Regions from separate parts of the Homo sapiens genome. Here region 1 is linked to region 2. The links are chromatin loops, found by intact Hi-C in ENCODE. Cell type or tissue: heart right ventricle. All regions are shown on one strand. Each heading gives the region's core, and the rest is flanking DNA. Links, peaks and the distances in the headings are about the cores only. Region 1 overlaps SHC3 (SHC adaptor protein 3). Region 2 has its middle 47 kb from the start of SHC3.

Region 1 (2,924 bases), core at 324-2,823, 110 kb before region 2:
TCCAATAGTTATGTTCCAAAGCCTTTGGGGAGTTTGAAGATACAGATGTTTTAGATAAATGCCTTAGATTTAGCAGAAGGAGATCTCATGGTATGGTACAGAAAAAACTGCATTTGGTGAACCGAGATCATGCCACTGCACTACAGCCTGGGCGACAGAGCGAGACTCCATCTCAAAAAAGAAAAAAAGAAAAAACTGCATTTGAATTATTTAGAAAATGTGAATTGGAGGCTGGCTTTGTCATATCTTCTTATAACTTTAAATTTATCTGAGCCTGTCTATACACCCATAAATGTGATTATTACTCCCACCATTGCACCACCACCAATATCACTATTGTCACTAAGATATGTGAAGACCACAACAAACTTTGCAGACTCGGGGGATTACCATACCTAACACCATTAGAGTTATATGACTACCACAAAAACATCATCATGGAATTACTTGAATACCTCAACCACTGTGGCAGCATTAAGAGAATACCACTACCAAGGCAGATATTTGAATAGCACCACTACCATCACAGTTATGTGAATTCCATGACCAATGTCAGAGAAATATGAATTAGGCTACCATCAACATTGCAGAGTTATGTGATTACAACAACCAACATCACAGGTTCATGTGAATAATAGGACCAATGTCACAGAGTTATGTGAATACCACCAGCATCAAAGCCACAGAATTATCCAAACACCAAAGCCACCATTGCAGAGTTACGTGAAAACCACCACCTATGTCACAAAGTTATATGAATACTACAACTGACAACAGAGTTATGTGAATACCATGAACATCAATGTCATAGAATTGTGGGAATACGGGAATACCACCACCACCATGCTGTTCCAGAATTATGAGAATTATGAAGATACCACAAAAAAACCAACGTGGCAGAGTTACACGAACACTACCACTATCATTGTGGAATTACGTAAATATCATGCCAATGCCATAGAGTTATTTGAAAACTATGAACAATTCAGAGTTATGTTAACACTACCACCATTATTACAGAGTTTTGAAAATACCTGTCCCCCCATGGACGTATACAGTTAGCCCTACATGTGTGCAGGTCCCACATTCACAGATTCAACAAACTGTGGATTGAAAATAGAAAAAAAAACAATAAAAGTAGTGCAAATAAACAATATAGTAACAACTATTTACATAGCATTTATATTATATTAGGTATCGTAAATAATCTAGAGAGGATTCAAAGTATAAAGGAGGCTGTGCACAGGCTACATGTAAATACTATACCATATTATATAAGAGATCTGAGCATCTATGGATTTTGGTATCCTAGAGGGTCCTGAAACCACTCTGTGGATGCTAGGTGATGAGTATATTTATATAAATAACATGACTAGAGTCACAGAATTATGCAAATACTCCATCCATTATTACAGAGTTAAGTGAAAACTATGACCAATGTTGCAGAGTTATATAAATACCCCCACCATTGTTGCAGAGTTATGATTTGCAACCTCATCCACAATTACATGTTTATAAGACTACCACCAGCAGCAACACTGCAGTTATGTGAATATAATCCCCACCAGTATCATAAAGTTAGGTGAATACCACTACCACTGATGTCGCAGCGTGATATGAATGCCACGTTCAACATGACAGAGCTATGTAAATAGGCAACCAATGACACAGTTATGGGAATACCAACAACACTACTGTCACAGGGTTATGTGACTCGCACAACCAAGTCACAGGGTTATTTGAATACCATGACCACCATCACAGTTATATGAATATCATGACCACCAGAGTAGAGTACCACCTGCATCAACTTCACAGCATATACGAATAACATGACTGACATCTCAAAGTTAGATGAGTACTGTCTTCTCTGTCATTGCAGAGTCATGTCAATGCCACCACTGATAACCTCACAGATTTATTGGAATGACACAGCCAACTTTGCAGAGTTATCTGTTTACAACCATGACCAATATCACAGAATATTGTGAATACCACCATAACCAACACCACAGAGCTACATGAATACCACCAACAACAATGATGCAAAATTATGTGAATTCCATAATCAGCAAGGGAGTTATGGGAACACCACATTCACTGTCAGAGATATTATAAATACCACAACCGCCAATGCTGCAAAATTGTGTGACTATCATGGCAAATGTCATGGGTTCATGTGAATACCACTGCCACCAATAGAGAATTATGTAAATACCATCATCAGCAATGTCACAGTGCCATGTGCATACCACCAGCAGCACCAATGCATAATTATGTTAACACCATGATGAATCTCAGTTCTGTGAATACCACAGCAATCATCTTAGAGTTGAATGCACATCATGATGAACTGCACAGTGCATGTCAACCCTACTACCACCAGCATTGCAGAGTCATGCAAATACCAGGACCACTTTCAAAAGATTGTGTGAACACCATGAGTAATGTCATTGAGTTATATGACCACCAGCAACAACACTGCAGTGTCACATGAACAGCAATGACAATGTCACAGATTTACCTGAATACAACCACCACTCTTGCACTTAGAGTAACACAACCACAACCATTATCACAGAACTATGTGAATACAATGATCAATATCACAGTTATGTGAATAGCACCACAAACATTGCAGAAATATGTAAATACCACCACCACCAATGTCACAGTGTTAGGCAAGTACCATAATTAATGTCATAATTATGTGACTATCAGCAGCAGAACCATAGCACAGTTATGTGTGTACCACCATCGATGTTGCAAAATTACGTGATACTGTGATGAAGGTTGCAGTATGGGACTATTATGACAAATTTCACAGTTATGTGAACCCCACCATCAACTCCAATATTGCAGTCATGTAAATACCACAACCATGAGTGGAGAATTACATAAACATCACCAACAACGTCACCATG
Region 2 (2,924 bases), core at 233-2,732:
AAGAGTATTATGAGGCCTTCGTGAAAGGTTCGTGTGTTTAATCTAACAGTGGAATCCATTTAGGGGCAACCCAGCTGAGAATTCCAGACCACTCTGGCACAACAGTTATATTTTACACTAGCAGTATTCATTGGGACTCATTCATTTATAAGTAACAGACACCCAATTCAAATAAGCTTTTTTAAAAAGGGAAATGTGTTGGCTTGTGTGGCTGGGAAATCCAAAGCGGGTGTATCTAGCATCAGACACGGCAGGATCCAGGTGTTCAAGTGATATCAGCACTCCTCTTTCTCTCTTCTCTGTCTCTCCCTCCCTGCTGGCCTTCCTTGGCCTCATTCTCAAGTAGGTACTCTCTCTCCAGGTGGAAGCAAGATGCTCCTTTGGCTCCTGATGCATGGGATTCCTTTCGTCATCACCATCCAGAGAGAGTGAGGGATTTTCTGAGCTAAACTCCCAGGAAAAATGGTTTGTCTGGTATGAGTGACAGGCCAGAACTTGAGCCCATCACTGTGCCCGAAGGACACACATCTGCTTGTCCAGGGCTGGACCAGTGCCACATAAACCACATGGCTTGAGCAGGACTATTCCAGAATGCCAAAGAGAGACTCTCCCCACCCTTCAAAAAACCACGTGACTCTGGGCCATTTTGCTCTTCTGGCCCTCTCCACAACAGCCTCCTTGGTGAGTAGAGTCCAAATTCTCACACTGACTGGACATATGACATTTTTGACGGGTTCTGAGGACCTTACTGCTATGATTTCATCATTGATTTGCCACATTTTCCCAGAAGAAATGGACACATTTTATTTATTTACCCCCAAAGGCCACACAATGGGAGAAAAGGTATCAGGCATGAATACTGGGTTCTACTTTTGTATTTATCTTTGAGGGTGTGAATCTCTCTCAAATATGTTAAAGAGTCAACCATCTTCTGTAACAGTATCCAGGGCACTTTCCATGTTCTCTGACATCACAGTACTTTATAATTTATACACAGACATTGTTTTGCAGTGATGTTTCTAACCTCCCCTTGGAAGAATTCCTCCTGGACGCCTGCCTCCTGCAGCCCTGGCCTCCTCCCTTGCTTTTAATCCATGCTATCTGAGACATCCCTCAACTGCCCAGGCTGGACTTCTCTGCAGCAGGAAAGAAAAAGGTCGGAATGAAGGATTCAGGGCCACCCCTACCGAGTGGAATGCAAAAGCGCTTGGTAATTAGGCTATGATTTTTCTCTTTCTCTGTTTCTCCTCCTGGGTCACCATTTTCCAGAGGAAGGCAGCCCCACAGATTCCAGAAGATGCCCTGTCCCGCTGCTGCCTGCTGGCTGGGCAGCCACGTGCAGGCGTCCTGCCTTGGCTGATCCTTCTTTAGCAAATGAGAATGGCAGTCCCTGCCTTGCAGGGTGGCTTTCAGTTCCCAGCCCTGCTAAGCCAGGCAAAGTGGCTTCACAAATTCCCAGTCTGTGTGTACATCCATGCACCCAAGCCGAAGGAGCTGCAGCAGCCATGCAGGGCCCAGTGGGCCCCCAGCCTCCCTGTCCCCTGTCTCCCCAAGTCCTCCTTCATGGGCGCCTTTCTGAAATGCTGTTTCCCAGGGCCTTCTCTGAGGAGTCAGCTGATCCAGGCATGCTCTTCTATCACTGTGTAGCTTTATCTGCCTGTAGCCTTTCAGAGCCTAATAGACTGCCAGAAGGGAGGGGCCTGTTGCCCAGGAAACCTAGCAAGCATTTGCTCCATCCAGCCCTAGACTCACTCTCACCACCCCTGTAGTCAGAAAAATGTGACCCTTTTTCCTCCCACCGGGCATCTCCTGCTGCTTCCCTCTGCTCCTCTCTAAAACCTGCCAACCGACCAGCCTTTTTCTAAGTCTGCTGGTGACCCTTTCTTGTTAGCTTAGGAGCTCTCTTTCCCTCCATCCATGCAGTGAACCTCCTTCTGATTTATACTGACTGGTTTAAACTGGCCCAGAACTTCTTACAGGGGGCAAGTTCAATTAGTTTTGTTCCCCGCCTTTCTAACTAATGAAAGTTACTGAAATTTGACCTCTCAGTATGTAGGCTGTTGTCATAAAAATCAAAAACTGCTAATAATAGAGGAAAAAGTTCAAAAATAAAATACCTACAAGTGAGGAATATGTGTGTATGCACCACTGCCTCTTTTTCTTGAAAGGAGAAAAAGCCTTTCTACTGCTTTTCATCGAGTGTTGGGAAACAGTGGAGCACCAGAACCAGGCCATGCCTCCCACCCAGAGGAATTTCCTGGTGACTCTGGGCATCCCACCTACCTGGACCTCTGGCCTACCTTGAGCCTAGAAGTAAGCTCTGGAAACCTTTCAGAGAAATCTACTATTTTGCAATGATCTTTTTGCTTGGAAAAAACCCTCAGTTCAATTGGACACATATTATCAAAATTAATAATCTAGGTTTTAAAAATGTCAGTTGCAGACTTCTGGCTCCAGAAGAAGATCTCGTAGACTCAGTTGTCCCTGTTCCTCCCCTGTAAATACAATTAAAAACCCTGGAAATAACTTAGCAGATAATGACAAAGGGAATTTGAAAGCAGGAATAAAGAAAGCAACTGACTATGGACTTCAGGACTTGAGGAATGACAATGTGGTGAGTTCCCTGGGTTTTCTTTTTAACTCTCATATATCTCAGAATAGGCCTTGAAAAAATCTGCAACCTGGAAGCAACAGGTATAGGCAAAAAGAAAAACACAGAAAAGGAAATAAAACAACCACAAAATAAAACCAACAATAAAGATAGCCACCTCCCAACCCCCCACCAAAGGACAAGGGAAAGAAGATCCCAAGAGACCTAGTAGGGACCTCCAACAGGGACCTGATGGCCTTGGCTGGCTGATCCTGTACCCAGTGGCAGCTTCAGAGCCCCAGCAGGCAACCCAAACACAATTCCACAACCAGAG

The links. Peaks named below come from ENCODE experiments on the same cell type or tissue, not always from the same donor. Only the 100,000 strongest peaks of a DNase experiment are listed, where the experiment ranks them.
Region 1: a loop joins it to region 2, with 2.8 times the contacts of the local background. A loop is called at or near these places in 2 of 110 quality-filtered maps.

What each region holds. Positions count from the first base shown.
Region 1 is chr9:89,113,316-89,116,239 of GRCh38, forward strand. The region is part of intron 1 of SHC3 (SHC adaptor protein 3); the gene reads right to left. Among named protein-coding and RNA genes, the nearest start is that of SHC3, 64 kb to the right of the region's middle. In heart right ventricle, for the core only: no CTCF peak of the experiment used is centred there; no DNase peak of the experiment used is centred there.
Region 2 is chr9:89,224,670-89,227,593 of GRCh38, forward strand. No RefSeq gene overlaps it. Among named protein-coding and RNA genes, the nearest start is that of SHC3, 47 kb to the left of the region's middle. In heart right ventricle, for the core only: no CTCF peak of the experiment used is centred there; a DNase peak (open chromatin) is centred at 1,687.